Linked DNA regions of Mus musculus: region 2 is linked to region 1. Evidence: chromatin loops called from intact Hi-C (ENCODE). Cell type or tissue: heart. All regions are shown on one strand.

What was found. Peaks named below come from ENCODE experiments on the same cell type or tissue, not always from the same donor. Only the 100,000 strongest peaks of a DNase experiment are listed, where the experiment ranks them.
Region 2: a loop joins it to region 1, with 2.3 times the contacts of the local background. A loop is called at or near these places in 4 of 42 quality-filtered maps.

Annotation. Positions count from the first base shown.
Region 1 is chr11:77,488,442-77,496,441 of GRCm38, reverse strand. Ankrd13b (ankyrin repeat domain 13b) reads left to right here and starts at 6,400. Exons shown (of 15, transcript NM_001373882.1): 1 at 6,400-7,003. The coding sequence starts at 6,890. Git1 (GIT ArfGAP 1) reads right to left here and starts at 3,030. Exons shown (of 20, transcript NM_001004144.1): 1 at 2,808-3,030. The coding sequence starts at 2,859. In heart, CTCF peaks have their summits at 2,642, 3,244 and 3,445; DNase peaks (open chromatin) are centred at 3,201, 4,721, 5,171, 6,421 and 4 weaker places; H3K4me3 peaks cover 6,660 bases; H3K27ac peaks cover 6,785 bases; H3K27me3 peaks cover 308 bases.
Region 2 is chr11:77,604,650-77,612,649 of GRCm38, reverse strand. Taok1 (TAO kinase 1) reads left to right here and starts at 4,835. Exons shown (of 21, transcript NM_001364134.1): 1 at 4,835-5,442. In heart, no CTCF peak of the experiment used is centred here; DNase peaks (open chromatin) are centred at 4,719 and 5,559; H3K4me3 peaks cover 2,796 bases; H3K27ac peaks cover 2,137 bases.

The DNA.
Region 1 (8,000 bases):
AACCCACAGGATAGCCACGCATGGTAGGGCATGCCTTTAGTCACAGCACTCAGGAGGCAGAGGCAGGTGAATCTCCAGCTTGGTCTATATAGTAAGATCCTGTCACAAAAAAAAAAAAAAAAAAAAAAAAAGACAGAAAGACAGACTACAGGACAAACACTCACCTGGCTATACAGCCAGCTGGGCAGTGCTGGTGCATACCTTTAATCCCAGAACTCAGGAGGCAGAGGCAGGTGAGTCAGAGTTCAAGGCCAGTCTGGTCTACAGAGTGAGTTTCTACAGCTAGGACCATATAGAAGAGACCTTGTCTTAAACTGCACACCCCCCCTCAAACAAAAGACCACTACCATATTTGTTCTTGTAAGAAGGCAAATGAGTCTGTACATTGCCCTGCAACATATTCCCCAGCTCTGGTGACTTACGGCCTGGGTATCTGAAGATCTTTCCTCCAGCCTATCAGAATGTAAGGCCCGATGTAAAGGTGGTGGGTTGGGAAGTGAACGTTTGTTAGCCAGGCCAGAGTTCTTGGGACCAAGGCAATGAGGAAGAGTAGGCAGAGGCAAAGTAAGGGGACAATCACCCTGTGATTGTGCACCCTGACTCCTGCCCTCTCCTGGATTCCCAAGGCAGGCAGGGGCACAGCACCTGGTAAGGTGACACAAGCTGCCACAGCAGCCACATTGTGTCCTTGCAACATAGTCACACCTGTCTCTGAGCACAGGCTCACCTCCTACCTCTATCACACTCCAAGTTAATAAACTACAAAACCACCATGACCCCACTCCATGATCTCACTCCATAGCCCTGGCTGGCCTGGGGATCTGCCTGCCTCTCTGTCTCTCAAGTGCTGGGTTTAAAGGCATGTGCTACCTACCATACCCAGACAATAACAGAGTTCTATCACAGTGACTCTGTGACTCTGGGCTATAATGGGATATATATGGACTATATTTTATCATATGCATGGGATATGAGAAGGTCAGGCATGCTTATGCTCTCTTGTCTGGGATGCTATAGGCCTAGATCAAGGATGCCATTGTCTGTCAGACCCAGTGTGGCACAGGGCACTCCTGACAAAGACCAACACTTGTACCTGGGGAATGGCTGCCACGTGGCAATCACTACACTACACACTAGGTGCTAAGGTGGGATAATGAGGAAGACTGTCAACGCTCTGCCCATCTGCTTAGTAATTTGCATTCTGCATCAGAGAGAGGAAAAGAAAAGAATCCTGAGGCAGGCCTGCCTCTGTCACATGAGGATGGGGGCTATGAGCTCAGTGGCCTAACATCTAACACACCCTGTTCCTCCCAGCACCGACTGGGTGTCCAGAGGCTGCAGCCAGCCAGTCACAGACTCTATCTGCTCCAGAACCAAGAATGTAGACTGGGAAATGCAAGGGTCCTCAAAATCCATTTCTGTTCCACCTGAGACCCAGAGTGAGCAAAGCATCATAGAATAAGCTGGAAACAAAGCTACTACCTGACCCTGGCTCCCCTGATGGGGCCTGCTAGGCTCCACAGACACACCGCTCATCCATTCAAGGCCAACCGGGGAAAGGGAGTCGTCATTTCCAGCTAACTAGGGGTATGGATGTCCATCTGTAAACGGATCTTCTAGGACCCTCCAAACCGTGACATATCCTAAGGAGGTCTCAGGGTCAGTCACCTACAAGGTGTCCCATGTTCATGACTCTGCAACTACCCACAACTCCCAGTACTCCAGTTTAGATCATGAGAATTACAGGACCATCATTCCTTGGGCTCACGGTCAGATCTTGGGATTTTAAGGGGTGACTACAAGTTATGGGCCTGCATATCAGCACTCCACACTCTCACCTAATCACATCTTCATTACCCAGAGTCCATAAGACCCCGAGACTGTATGGAGACACAGCTTCTTTTATAGAGGATGGGCAAAGGCCAGAACTTCCTGCCTCCAGCCAGCTGCTGAGTCCCATCAACGGCTGTGTCCTCCCAGAGAAGGGACCAGCCTGGTGAGTTGTTGCCCTCCCTTCACTTCCTCAGCAAGCCAAGGGGGCTTTCACAGCAGCTCAGACCGACTCACTCTGCTGGTTAGTAGGGAGGAAGCAGTGTGTAAGTCCAGTTCGCTCAGGAGTCAGCTGGACCAGGGGAGCATAAGCAACCTCACCGCTTTCTCCTATCCAATGAGCTAGAGACCAGGAGGGATCGGCGTCTAGACTGAACCAATACCTAGCACACCTTCTCCAACAGGCCTACCCGGAACAGGAAAAGCTGAGTCTAGATGTTCCCAGACACCAGCAGGCCTGGAGATGCTTCCGGGGAAGATGCCCATGCTTAGATTGTTCCTGAACACCGGGCCCTCTAAGCAGCCCCAGCCTTGGGAAGCAGGGGCGGGGAGTCTTAAGAGTAGCTGCCCCTGTCAGGTGCTCCCTAGGAGCTCGTATCCAGGCCCCTTGCCCTCCACCGCTCCGGCGGGCACGCGGGCCATGTGAGCAGCAGGTGCAAGACGCGGGGGTGGCAGGGATGACACAAACCATCCTAGCGCCCACCTCCCACAGCCTGCCGGCCTCCGCCACAGCCCTCCTGCCACACCAGGCTGGCGCTTCCGTCTGGATGCCGCGATGGAGGTGGGAGGCGGTTCCCTCCCGTTCACCGGCTCCAACGCACAGCGCCCCCCGCAGCCGGCCCTCCCGCCAAGGACGCCGCTCCGCAGTGGCCCCCGCCCCGCCCTCCGGCCCGGCACAGCGCTCCCGCCAGGCCTCGGCGCCCGCCCGGCGGCGGCCTGCGGCGCGGTCCCGCCCCCGACCCGATCCCGCCGCTTACCCGGAGCGCTGCAGTCCGCACACACCTCCGCTCGCGGCCCCTTCCGGGACATCCTCAGCGGCGACGCGGCCGCAGCCCTCTGGGCCAGCGTGGGGGGCGCGGGCGGCGGGCCCGGGCGGCGGCGGCGGCCCTGCGGCCCGGCCCGGCTCCCGCAAGGCCCCGGCGAGGCTCCGCGCGCGCGGCCAACCGTCCGCCCCCGGGGCTGGCCCGGAACCCGCCGTGCCCGCCCGCCCGCTCGCCCTCGGGCGCCCTCCGCCCCGCGCCGCCCCGCGCCGCCCCGCGCCGCCCCGCCGCCGCTCGCCGCTCTCCCCGCCCCCTGCGCGGCCCAGGCCGCTCCTGCAGGAAGCAGTGAAAGCCCTGCCCACCGGGGGAGGGGCGGCCCGCACCCCGCCCCGGCGCTCCGCTCAGCTCCGTGGCTGAGCCTCTCGGAGAAAGGAAGCCTGCGCGCAGGCGGGAGTGGACGGGGGTTCTTAAAGGAGCCGCGGCCCGCGCCCGCCTGGTCTGCAACCGAGACACACGCTAGCACTTTGACCTTCACTTTCCGATTGGGGAGTGGTCCAGGGGACGCTCGGCCCAAAAACCGAGAGACGGACGTGGTGGGGATCGGGGTGGACAGGAAGCATTCCCAGGCACAATGCTCCTAGCGGTCAGAGGCTGGGTTGGGGTGAGGTGTGTGTTCTGGTCCCCTGTGTCCAAGTCAGTGTGTCCAGGTGGGTCTGTGGCCATATCCCTGCGGTGTACACTCACTACCACCAATATGGACGGCCAGGTGCCCGAGAGGTCACTTAACTGTGACTCCCTCTCTGTGGGACTAAAAATACATCATTCTTGTTTCAAATAGGAAAGCAAAGAATCTGGGTGATTATTAAGAGTGTTGTGTGCACCAGTAATAACTTGCTATCTGTTTCGTGTACATCAACGATGTTTCCGGGCTGCCCGACGGGTGTGTATGTATCCTAAGCATATGCTTATAACAGGAGCCAATTTTTGTAAGGATTTTTTTTTTCTTGGACTTCTCATGGAGACGGGGGTGGGGGGAGCAAGGAACTAAAGTGCATGTTGCACGTGGGTGCACCCCACACTGAGCATGCTCCCCCATACACGTGTGACCCGTTTGTGCCCAGCCCCCACCCCTACAGCCGCAAAAGGGCTGTCAGAGAACTCAGCTTATGGAGAGGGCAAAAGCACACAACACCAGGTTGGGGGGGGGGGGGTGAGGGGCGGCGGCGCGCTCGTAGGGGAAGGGGCAGGTCAGCGGTGGCAGAGTTAAGGGAGATTCCTGGGTGTTAGGGATTCCTGCTCAGTAATAAAACGGAGGTTTGAGGGGAGTCCTTGGTTAGGGGTGTCTGAGTGGGTCTATTTCTCCCAGCAATGCCAGAGCAGCAGTGACTTGTGGGTGGGCAGGCTCCTTCCCTAGGGGGAGACAAGTAATGCTTATGAGTCACACCACCCAAAATACACGCAAAGTTCCATCGCCTTTTGCTGCAACCCAGATTGACAAGTTTGTTTGAAATTGTGATCCACAGGATATATTTATAATCTCACCTTAAAAAAAAATCTTGCAGACACCCCCCACCCCCAACCAGTAGCTCAGCAGGTGGGGCTTCTGCCAGCAAAGGGTGGTGGTCATGCCACACCATGCTGCACTCATACCCAAGAGTCTGTAGGCTTGGTGGCCGCAGCAATGGAGGTGGGAAGCAGTCTAGCAGCTGAAACTGGGCGCGCAGCCCAGGAGCAGTGGCCGCCCGTTCACCCCGGATCGACCCCCAGCTATGGAATTTCATTTATTAAATGTCGAGGCAGCTGCTGGCAGCCCCGTCGCTTGGCTGCCTTTGTTTCTTCGCTGTGTGGGCGCGTCTGGAGCACGTGGCAGCCAGGGCGTTGAGACCAAAGGGAAAGCGACCTGGGCTTCGTGTGATAGCCGGCCATCTGGCAAAAGGGCAACCTAGCCTCTAAATGCATGCTGGCCTCTCTCCTTTCTTGGAATACAGGGCGTGCAGAGGAAGAATGATTCACGTCCCCCCACCCCGGCCACCCTATCTCCCTATTGGCTCAGGGACTGCCTGGGAGGGACCCTGGCTCACACAGTCCAAACTTTGTTGCAGAACCCCCAACCTCACCACAGCCAAGCTTTAGAGCTTGAAGATGGGGGAAGAAGGGTTTCTGGCTTCCCCGAAGATGTCATCATCCCAGGAACTGAACAGCTCAAATGGAATCATACACAAGGTTTTGAAAACGATTTAATGAGGAATTGTACAGGCATTCTCGCGGCCTCTCCTAGTTGCCCCTCCTTTCTCTAGCCCCCTCCTCAACTCGGGCTGCAATCACGACACTCTGCTGACCCCTGGCGGTGGAGGTGGGCTGCGGCTCTGGGCTGCAGAGACGCCTACCGGCTCCTCCCAGGCTGCAGAAAGGGGCGAGGCAGTCTACTCAGTCCTCCCGGGCCTGGCACCACTGGGTGTGCAGGAAGCAGGAGAGAAGAACACACAAAGAAACCCAAGAAGGGCGCAAGGAGTTTGCAAGCTTTTGCTGTCGCTTCCCACACAAACACTCTCTAGATTGTTGTTCTAAATCGGGTTGGCCAGGAATTCCTTATTTCTGCCTTGAGGTGGGCTCGAGGAAGGCAACATGTTCGCTCCTACCACCTGTCTCAGGCTGGTTGAAGGAGAGAGGGGCCGTTTTCAGGCAGTTCATACCCTTAGCTCATCCCATGAGGTAGTATCTGATCCCAGTTTAGAGGTGAGTGGGCCGAGAAACTCTGAAGGATAAGCAATTTGTTTAAGATCAAGCAATTGTTACGGTATTTAAATACAACTCTCTTGACATTTTCTCTCCCAAGGCATCTTGGTCCTTTTACCATTTGCAGGTGGCCGCCACAGAGGCCAATTTGACTTTGACCACACTCTCTGCAAGGGCTCCTTGTGGAAGCGCTTGTCTCTCTGCTCTTTCAGGAAGCAGGCAATCTGGACTCAGTCATTTTCCTTAGGCAGGGACCCACATGGGATGGAGGTGGGGAAATGCCACCTGCTGCTGTCTTTGCTCAACCTCATCCTGGTTCTTGCTGAGCCATGTAGGGGAAAGACTGTCTTCTTCGCCTCATTAGACATTCTCTTTTCCAACGTGATGTGTGGAAGCTGGGGTTTAATTTTCTGAGAGAGCAAAGATTTGAGAAATATTTCGATTCTCAGACCCCTGGCTGCTTCAGTGACCCTTGGTACTGATGCCCTGCATCTCTCTTAGGGTCACTCTTTAGTCACTATGAATCTAGATGCCTCTTTACCCTCCCTGGGACCCAAGCTCACTTCTGCAGGCCATAGACCCCCGACCCAACGCTTCAGGTCAGCCCTAAAAGCCTCCCCCATTTCCTTGCAAAAGGCAAAATGCCAAAGGGTGGAGGCGCCCCCAACCCACTTGGCATCCAAGTAAGGCCTCCGCTTCGGCCGGGTTTGACTCTCTGTCCACCCTTCCAGGAAATCAGTTCCAGACCATCTCTGGTCATCCGAAACGCACGGTTCTACCAGGCGGACTACAAGCCCCATGATGCTGCGGGGCCAAGCTGTAACTAACCCAGCACGGCGCACCCGGGTCCCCTCCTCTCTTCCCCGCATTCGCTTGTCCCTCACCGTCCGCTCGGGCTGAGGGCCGGGCTATGCGGCTTAGGGGAGCCGGAGGGTGCGGGCGCGCGTCCCTGCGGCGGCGGCGGCGGCGGCGACCCCGGGGCCGGCGCCCCGAGCGCCCCCGCTCCAGCTGCGGGTCCCTGCTCCCTCCGCCGAGAGGCGTCTTTGTGTGCGGGGGTGTGGGAGGGGAGGCGCGAGGCCGCGTGCCGCCGAGTGCCCGCTCCCTCCCAGGGCGGGTGGGGGCTGCTCCGCGCCTCCCGCCGCCGCCTCCCGAGGACGCCCGCCGCCCGCACCACGCCGGGCGCGCCGCCCCCGCCCGCCGCCGCCGCCGCCGCTCGCACATGCCCGAGCCGCAGCCCCGCGAGCAGACAGCTCCGGCCGTCCGCCCCGCGGCCCCGGGCCCGGGCTCCCGCGCCGTCCCTCCCCGCGGGCCGGGCGCCGCGGCCCCGGCATGAGGAGCGGGCGATGATCCCCGCCAACGCCTCCGCCAGGAAGGGGCCCGAGGGCAAGTACCCGCTGCACTACCTCGTGTGGCACAACCGCCACCGGGAGCTGGAGAAGGAGGTCCGCGCCGGCCAGGTAGGAGCGCCGTCGGGGACCATGGCCCCGCACGCCCGCGCGGCGTGGGGAGGGGGCGCGGCGCCGCCTGTCCCGCCTCCCCGGCTAGTTTGCAGCGCTTCTTTGTTTGCAGCTGCGGCTTTTGTGCTCGTTGACCTGAAGTGGGTGATGGCAGCAGCCCCCGCCTGCTTCTCTGGTTCCAGGACCGGTGGCCCACACGTGTTCCGGGCTCTCCGAGACTGGTGTGGAAGGACCCTGTGTTCTTCTCCGTTGGGGCTTGAAGGGATTCTAGGGAGGGGTTGTCGGTTCTGTCTGGGCTCCATGTGGTGGGAGAGTCCACCCCACTCGATCTAGACGCGACATGACATCCCGCGTGAATGTGCAGGGACGGGAAAGGCCTGCGTGGGGAGGGGGCCCACATAAGATCGGGGAACAAGCTGTGTTGCACCCTCGGGCATTCCAGCCCCACCCAGTGCCCTCTCACTTCCTGGTGAACCAGGTCTCTGTTTGTTTAGAGTGGACAGAGCCTATGGGTGCTTCAGATGCCAGCCCTGGCTTCGGAGCCAGGAGTGAGAAAGACCCTATTGGGATGCTCCGGAGGGCCTTGTCCAGGTGCTGAAAGGCGCTCTCCTGCCTCTTGGTGCTAGGGCCTACCTTCTCACCGTGGAGGAAGCCAGGGGGCCATAGGAAGGACTTGAGGTCCTGCACAGAACAGGGGTTCCCTGCTTTCTGCCAATCAGAGAAACCTGTGGGTCAGACAGCTTTGGGTTGGGCAGCGACTTCAAAGAAGCCGGGGAGCTAGAAGTGGCAGTGCATGCCTGTAGTCTCAGCACCGGGGAGGCAGAGGCAGGAGGATTGCCACAAGTGTAAGGTCAGAGGGTGGACTTCATGTTGCAGAGCAGCCAGGGCTACATAGTGAGACCCTGTATTTGAAAACCCAGGAAGCCTGGGGGATGATTTCTCGGTCATTCTTCAGGACAAAGGTGGGTGCAAAGTCACTAATAGTCCTCAATTGTGC
Region 2 (8,000 bases), 120 kb before region 1:
CCCACCACCACAGACCCACCCCACCCACCCCACCCCACCCACCACCACCACAGACCCACCCCACCCCACCCCACCCCACCCACCACCATCACAGACCCACCCCACCCCACCCCACCCCACCCCACCCACCACCATCACAGACCCACCCCACCCCACCCCACCCCACCCCACCCACCACCATCACAGACCCACCCCACCCCACCCCACCCCATCCCACCCACCACCACCACAGACCCACCCCACCCACCTTCACTGACCCACCCTCACTCCCCCTCCACCATCACCCCCACCCTACCTACCATCACACACACACACACACACACACACACACACACACACATACCCAGCCACACCCATCTACCTACACCCACTCAATTGAAGAATAAAAAGAACAACACTTGAGAGACAGAGGTGGGAGAATCTCAGTAAGCTTGGGGTCAACCTGGTATACATTTTGAGCTCCAGGATATCCAGGGGTACACAGAGAGACCTTGACTCAAAAACAGATAAATAATAAGTACATATAAATCAGTCAATTAACCAAACAATCCTTCAACATAGTTTTATAAATAGCATCCACACAACATTCTTCCCCGCCCCCCACCCCCAGACAGGGTTTCTCTGTGTAGCCCTGGCTGTCCTGGAACTCACTTTGTAGACCAGGCTGGCCTCGAACTCAGAAATCTGCCTGCCTCTGCCTCCCAAGTGCTGGGATTAAAGGCGTGAGCCACCACCGCCCAACACAACATTCTGACAAAGATAAGAGTATCTTAAATACAATCAAGTCTTTAGATTTAACTGCTAATTTCCAGGAAATTTGCGCTTTGAAGCAAATGTGAATGATATCATGAGGATATAGTTAAGTCCAGAACGTAGACAAATTCTTTAGAATATTCTCTCCCTCCCTCTTTCCTTCCCTCTCTCCCTCCCTCCCTCCCTCCATCCCTCTCTGCCTGCCTGTCTTTCTGAGACAGGTTCCCACATTAGCTCAGGCTGTCCTTGAACTTGAAGCAATCCTCCTGCCTCAGCCTCCTGAGTGCTGGGACTGAGTATGAGCTATGGCTCCCGGCATTGTGATCTCATTTCTTCAGCAAGTAAATGTCAAACAAACAATGGAAAAGACAAAAAGACAAACTAAGCAGGCAGAAGTGTCAGGGAACTTTCTGTACAAGAAAAGAAGAAGAAGGTGAAGCTTTTATTAATCAAGTGTCAAGTGAGTCATGTTCAGATCCCAATTTAGATAAATGAACTGTCAAAGATATTTTGGAAATTATTGAGATAGGTGACCATGGATCAAATATTAAAGCTATTAAAATTTTAGACAAACTGTATAAAGATGTTGTAACAAAGCCAGAGAGTGGTGGCACAGGTCTTTAATCCCAGCACTTGGGAGTCAGAGGCAGTGAGGTCTCTAAGTTCAAGGCCAGCCTGTTCTACAGAATGAGTTCTAGGACAGCCAGGGCTACATAGACAAAACAAACAAACAAACAAACAAACAAGAAAAAAAGAAAAGACAAAGAAAGAATGGTAAATAGAAAACAGATAAATAAATTAGATGTTCTGAGATGCCTGGGAGCCTATAATACTAAAACGCCTGGGCTGCAAGAGAACTCCTTTCATGTAAATGAACAAAAAAGATTGCAAATAGATAAAGTCAGATGACAGGCACAGAGATTACTATTCTATAATAATTCTCCTGTTTCTGTTTGAAGTTTCCCATAAAAATACTATGGGAGGGTTCGAATCTCTTTCTAGTCTTATATATGAAACAACCAGGAGGCAGGGAACAGTGCGTGTGCGTGTGTGTGTGTGTGTGTGTGTGTGTGTGTGTGTCCTGGTGTTGGAACTCAGATTTTCCATATGATGAGCAAATGTATTACTATAGCTCCAGGCTGTGGGAAAAAACTCTTATGGTGACAGACCAAAGTTAGAGATACACATATTTTAAGTGTTAGGTGGAGGAGGAGGGGCCCTGTTTGGAAAGGAAGATAGAAAGAAAACTGCTTTTTTTTGAGGGGCTTTGAAAAGGCAAGGAGGGATAGTTTCAAGAAGGAAGTGTCAGCTATGTCAAATGTCGTAGATTACAGGAAGAAAAGGATTAAATGTTTTCACCAGATAGAGCAACCAGGGTCAATATGATCAGGTTTCAGTAGCCAAGGTTGGCCTGGAACTCAATCCTCCTGCCTCAGCCTCCCAAGTGGTAAGATTACAGTCATGTGTTACCACCCAGCTAATCCACAATTCTGTATATGTATGCACATGTGTTTGGAAGCTTGTACTTACGGATGCTTGATGCTAAACATCCCCACTGGGAGACCAGGCTGGCCTTGAACTCACAGATGTCTACCTGCCTCTGCCTCTCTATTGCTGGGTCTGAAGGTATGAGGCACCATGCCTGGCAGCTCTCCATTTTAAAAGAAAATATGTATTTTTAGTATGTGGGTGTATGATGTGTGTATGTAGGCATGAACATTGCAATGCAGAGATATGGAGATCAGAGGAGAACTTTGTGGAATCAGGAACTTTACCTGAGTTCCTGGGACTGAACTCAGATGGGCAGGTTTTCAAGGCAAGACCTTTTACCCACTGAGTCATCTTGGTAACCCTTCACTTTATTTTTTGAAACAAAGTCTCTTAAGACTGGAATTTGAGCCGGGCGTGGTGGCACACGCCTTTAATCCCAGCACTTGGGAGGCAGAGGCAGGTGGATTTCTGAGTTCGAGGCCAGCCTGGTCTACAAAGTGAAAGACTGGAATTTGCCCTATCTAGCTGCTGTGAGTCCCTGTCCTCCTAGCTCTACCTCCCCAGTGTGCGGATTATAGGTGCACACCATGTGGGTGCTGGGGATTCGAACTGACCTCCTTCCACAGCACTTTAGCAGCTGAGTCATCCCCTAGCCCCAGCATGTTTTCTTAAATGACTGTAGTCATGGGCATTGGCTTTTTTTTTTTTTTTTTTGGTATGTTTGCTTGATTTTGAGATTGAGTTTTATATAACCCCAGATTGGCTCAAATTCCTTATACCAGGATAACCTTCACTTTGAACTGTTGATTCTCCTGCATCCACAACAAACAACAAAATACTGGGAGAGGTACATAGGACACCACACTAGGAACACACACACTTTGTGTCTGTATGAATGTGTTTGTATGTATATATATATTTGGTTCTTTTTTGAGACAGGGTCTCTCTATGGAGCCATGGCTGTCCTGAAACTTGCCTTGTAGATCAGGCTGGCTTCCAACTTACAGAGATCCTCCTGTCTCTGCTTCCTGAGTACTAGAACTAAAATTGTGCATCACCATACTCCGCTAAAAGAGGTGGGTTTTTTTGTTTGTTTTTTTGTTTTGTTTTTTTTTTTTTTTGTTTTGTTTTGAGACAGGGTTTCTCTGTATAGCCCAGGCTGTCCTGGAACTCACTTTGTAGACCAGGCTGGCCTCGAACTCAGAAATCCACCTGCCTCTGCCTCCTGAGTGCTGGGATTAAAGGCGTTCGCCACCATACCTAGCTGAGTTTTCTGGCTTTTTTTTTTGTTGTTGTTGTTTTGTTTTTTTTTTCTTTTTGTTTTTTTTTTTTAATTTTTTTTTCATTTTTTCTCTCTTCTTTTTTTCTTTTTTCTTCTTTGAGTTTTCTGTTTTTTAAAAAGATTTTAATTAACGTGTGTGTGTGTGTGTGTGTGTTGGTTTTGAGTTGTCTTACACGGGTGCTGGAAAACTGTCCTCTGCAAGACCAAGCAGAACTTGCTCTTAATTTCTGAACCCCCTCTTGCGCTCTTGCTCTCTCTCTGTCAATATCTAGAGAGGTTGTTAAAGTATAGCTCAAGCTGGCCTCTATCTAACTCAGGCTCATGATTTCCTGCCTCAGCCTCTTGTGTTGGGTGGGATTACAGAATACAGGTGTGACCCATCACTACCAGGTCACTTGTTAGATCCTCAATAACAATTACAGTCTGTTCTAGCTAAAGTCCTAGACTAGATCGGGGGTGACTGAAGATGGTGTGTGTGTATGTGTTTTAAAAAACTGTTTCTAAACCCACGCTAAGATTTACCTCTTTCCTACATAGACTACTTTACTTTGTTGCTTTTAGACTGGGTTTCACTGTGTAACCCTGACTAACCCAGAATGTACTAGGTAGACCAGGCTGGCCTAGAACTCGGATCTACCTGCCTCTGCTTCCTGATTACTGGCCAACTTGCTTCTTTTATACTGAAAAAGATCTTTTACTCTAAGTCTACAAAGCCCTTTGAAGTTCTTTTTCTTCCATCACAAATATGGCTTATATGAAAGTCTTTAACTGCCGTTCCCAAACTAACCATCAGTACCGCACAAACGCAGGTACATAGTGATTATGCTGCGAAGTTTATCCCTGAGTCCCACGAGGAGTCCAACTAAGGTGTGTGTAGGAATGAGATGTTCTCCACTTTGGAGCAAAGTTTCAGTTTGGCAGTATTAGTGGGAGGCTGCTGTTCTGGAGGTGGGAAGAGGGAAGGACTGCGCGGAGCTCTTCTCCCCAGGATTTCCGGGACTGACTAGCACGCACCTGACGCCCGCGTAGCGAAGGCGAGCTGAGGGTGGGACTGGACCAAGCCTAGCACTCCGGGCCACTCGGGCCACTCGGGCCACTCCGCCCAGCTTTAAGTATTCGCGCACTCCCGAGAGGACGCCCGCGCGCCCGCGCCCGCGCGCGCATACTGTCCTGTCTCGCGCAGGGTCGGGCCTGTCAGGCAAGAACTCTCGCGAGATCTGAGGCTGAGATGTCTGTCGGGAGGAGGGGAGTGGTGTCGGGAAGGGGGGGGGGAGAGAACCTGGGCAGCGGCCGAGCTCTGTGGCTTCAGGGCTTGGAAGGAGAGAGGGAGGGTGGCGAAGAGAGTGAGCCGGTGCCGCCGCCCGCTTGAGGAGAGAGGAGGGGTCCCACTCGCCTTGCGCCCTTCGCGGGCTGAGAGCGCGGAGCAGTCGCGAACCTCCCAGGCCTCTCGGCCCCCGGGGACCCCGCCCCGCGGCCCGACGGCCCGCGGCCTCTCTTCTCTTTGTGAGCGCCCCCTTCCCAGGGGTGGTAGTGGTGGCGGAGGGGTGCGCGTGGGCCCGCCCGCCAAGGGGCCGCGGCGGGGGACCGACAGGGCCTCGGCTGGGAGGACCGGAGGCGGCCGAGGCCCCGGTCCGGTTCCCCCGAGGCGGCGGCGGCGGCGACTCCCGGCACTTCCCCCGCGCCATCTTAACTGAGCCGGAGCGTTAAGGGCGCCTCCTCGACCCCGGTCGTCCCCTCGTCCCCCCCTCCCTCCCCCCGGCCCCTTGTCGTAGAGCCTGGGCTGGGTGGCTGGGGGGGGGGCGGCGGTCTGTCGCCGGGCCCCCTCCTCCTCACTCCTCGCTCTCCAGCGCTGCGGCCACCGGAGCGCTCCAGGGGTCTGCGCCCGTCTGCTCTGCCCCAGACCTGCCGGCGAAGGGGTAAGGGCACCTCTGCTTTGGGAAAGGAAGACATGGAGGGGGCGGGGAGATTGTGCCCACTCAGGCCTCTCCGGGTGAAAGAAGAGATCGGGGATAGAGTGGGGGAGGGAGACAGGGAGGGTCTGTGAATCTGTGGGTGGGGTGAAGAAACTGGTGAGCTGGGCGCCCTCCTGTTTTGAGGGGCCAGAGCAATTGCATTCCTTTTTCCTAAGGGTCACCGGAAGAGGTGGTGGAAGGGGATGTTTCTAAGAAGGTGTGGCTCTAGTTAGGGAGATTTGAGTTGACGTGCACCCCGATTTAAAGGCGCGAGGTCCCTTTCTGGTCTCTGCTCCCGCTCCTCCTCCTTTGTAGCGTCTGTATTCTTGGGAATGGAGAATGCTCTGGACAGCCAACTGGATGATTTCCACTCCTCCCCAAGGAAGTCTGTACCTTTCTAATGTAAGGGGTGATGGAAGCATCCCCCCCCCCCATCTTCTAGTCTACTGCAGTGCTGCAGGAGTACAAGTCAGTTTCTTCGTACACATACCCATGCATACACAGAAGTGGGGGTGGGGGGCTGGAGCAATGGCGCTTCCCTTGGAGAGCTTAGTTTTTTTTTCCCTTTGCTTTTTAAATCGATGACAGTACTGTTCGGATATTCCCCTGAGATATGTCCATGGGAAGTATGTCCGCTCTTGTTACTGTTGGGATATGGCCTCGTGTTAGAACAGTTTTGATGTCTCTCTTACTCTGTTTTGAGAGAGGGGAGAATTCCTGGATGAACTGTTAAAGGGTCCCCTTTGGCTTTTGTAGTTCTTTGAGAATTATTAGAAATTATTACATTGAAACTCATATAATCAGACGTTTGCCTCGGGCTGTGACTTTTTAAGGTTAATAATATTTTGCATGACATTGATACAGAAAGTCTCTGAAAATTGTTACAAACTTTCATGTAGCAGATATTCCTTCTTAAGGAAATGTAAGGTGATGCACCCAATTCTGTTATGATCTGTGTTCTGTACTCATTTTTTTCTTTTTTGCTTCATGTCATCCTAATTTTAAAAGAAACCATCTTGTCTTGGCAGTAGTACTTGTTGATTTTTGTGGTTAGTAGAAGCAGAAATAACAGTTTTAGCATTCTGGTAAGTGCCTTTTGAAACAAAAACTTAGCCTTCAAGTCCTGAAGAAGTCTTGATATATACTTTTTACTTTTTCTCTCATCTTTAGCAGACTCTTGAAGTATAATCCTCCCGGATTTATAGGTAGGGACTCTGTATTCATACTGCCTTGAACTTAGCAGTTCTGCCTCTCACCCTCTTTTGTGCTGGAATTACAGGTGAAGTCTCCACACCTGGGTCCATTTTTTTTTAAATTGTTTAGATTTACTAGTGAAGTGTTTTAAAACTGTTCTATATGTGAATATTAGCAGTAATAAAGATTGCTAAACTATGCTAATTATCTTGATATTTTATTAACATCAAATTTTGTGTCTAGCTTTACTTAATATGTTATTTTAAAATTATGAATACAAGTATTAAAGATATAGCAGTACTGCTAGGCATTGACTTAAGTTCTTTCTTTCTCATGTAGCCCAGGCTAGTGTAACTGTTGGTTGCTGAGGATGACTGTAAACTCCTGATAACTCTGTCTCCAACCTCCCAAGTGCTAGAATTACAGGTGTGTGCCTTCATATTCCAGTTTAAACTTTTTTTTTTTTTTTTGAAACAGCATCTCACTATACTGTGTATTCAGTGCTGAGTGAGTTCTCTGGCTGGCCTGCAACTTGGTATGTAGGCCAGGTTGGCCTCAAATTCACAAGAAATCTGCCTGTCTCTGCTGTGTGCTGGGATTAAATGTGTGGGCCACTATGCCTGTCCTAAATTCTTTTTTTTTTTTTTAATTCCATAGTATTTAGGAAAGCTGCATTATGTTTTTCTCAAAACATGGACATTTCTGCTTTATTCTTTTGAATAAATTCATTTGAATCTGTCTCTCTTTTGGGGGGGGATGGTGTTGGGGAAACAAGATCTTATGTAGTCCAGATTGTCTTCAAATACTGCATAGCTGAGGTTATCCCTGAACTGACTCTCCTGTCTCACCTCTGCGGCAGTGAGGCAGGTTCTTCTATGCAGTCTTAGCTGGCCTTGAACTTGTGGCAGTTCTGCCTCAGCCTTCTGAGTGCTGAGCTACTGTGCCCAGTTTCATTTGAACCTTTACTTCATGACATAAAGTGTATGTTGCAGAATATGTAGCTTTCTCCTCATTCAGGAAAAATTATGCTGTAATACCTATTTCTCTGCTTTATAGTTTGTTGTTGATAATAGATTCATATACTAGGATGAATCCAAACATACTGCTTAGTAAAGAGTGACTGATTTTATCTTGGAAAGATGCAAGAATGGATTTATCAATAGCTACAAAATTTAAGGACATACACAGGGTGTAGGTTAATTGCTTTACTGAGTCATATTATAACCAAGGCATCTTTATAGCTGATAGGAGCTCTTCCCTAAATATGGCAAAAGTATGTTGATGATCAGAAAATAAATTCATTATTAAGGAAAAAAACTGCCTGAGGG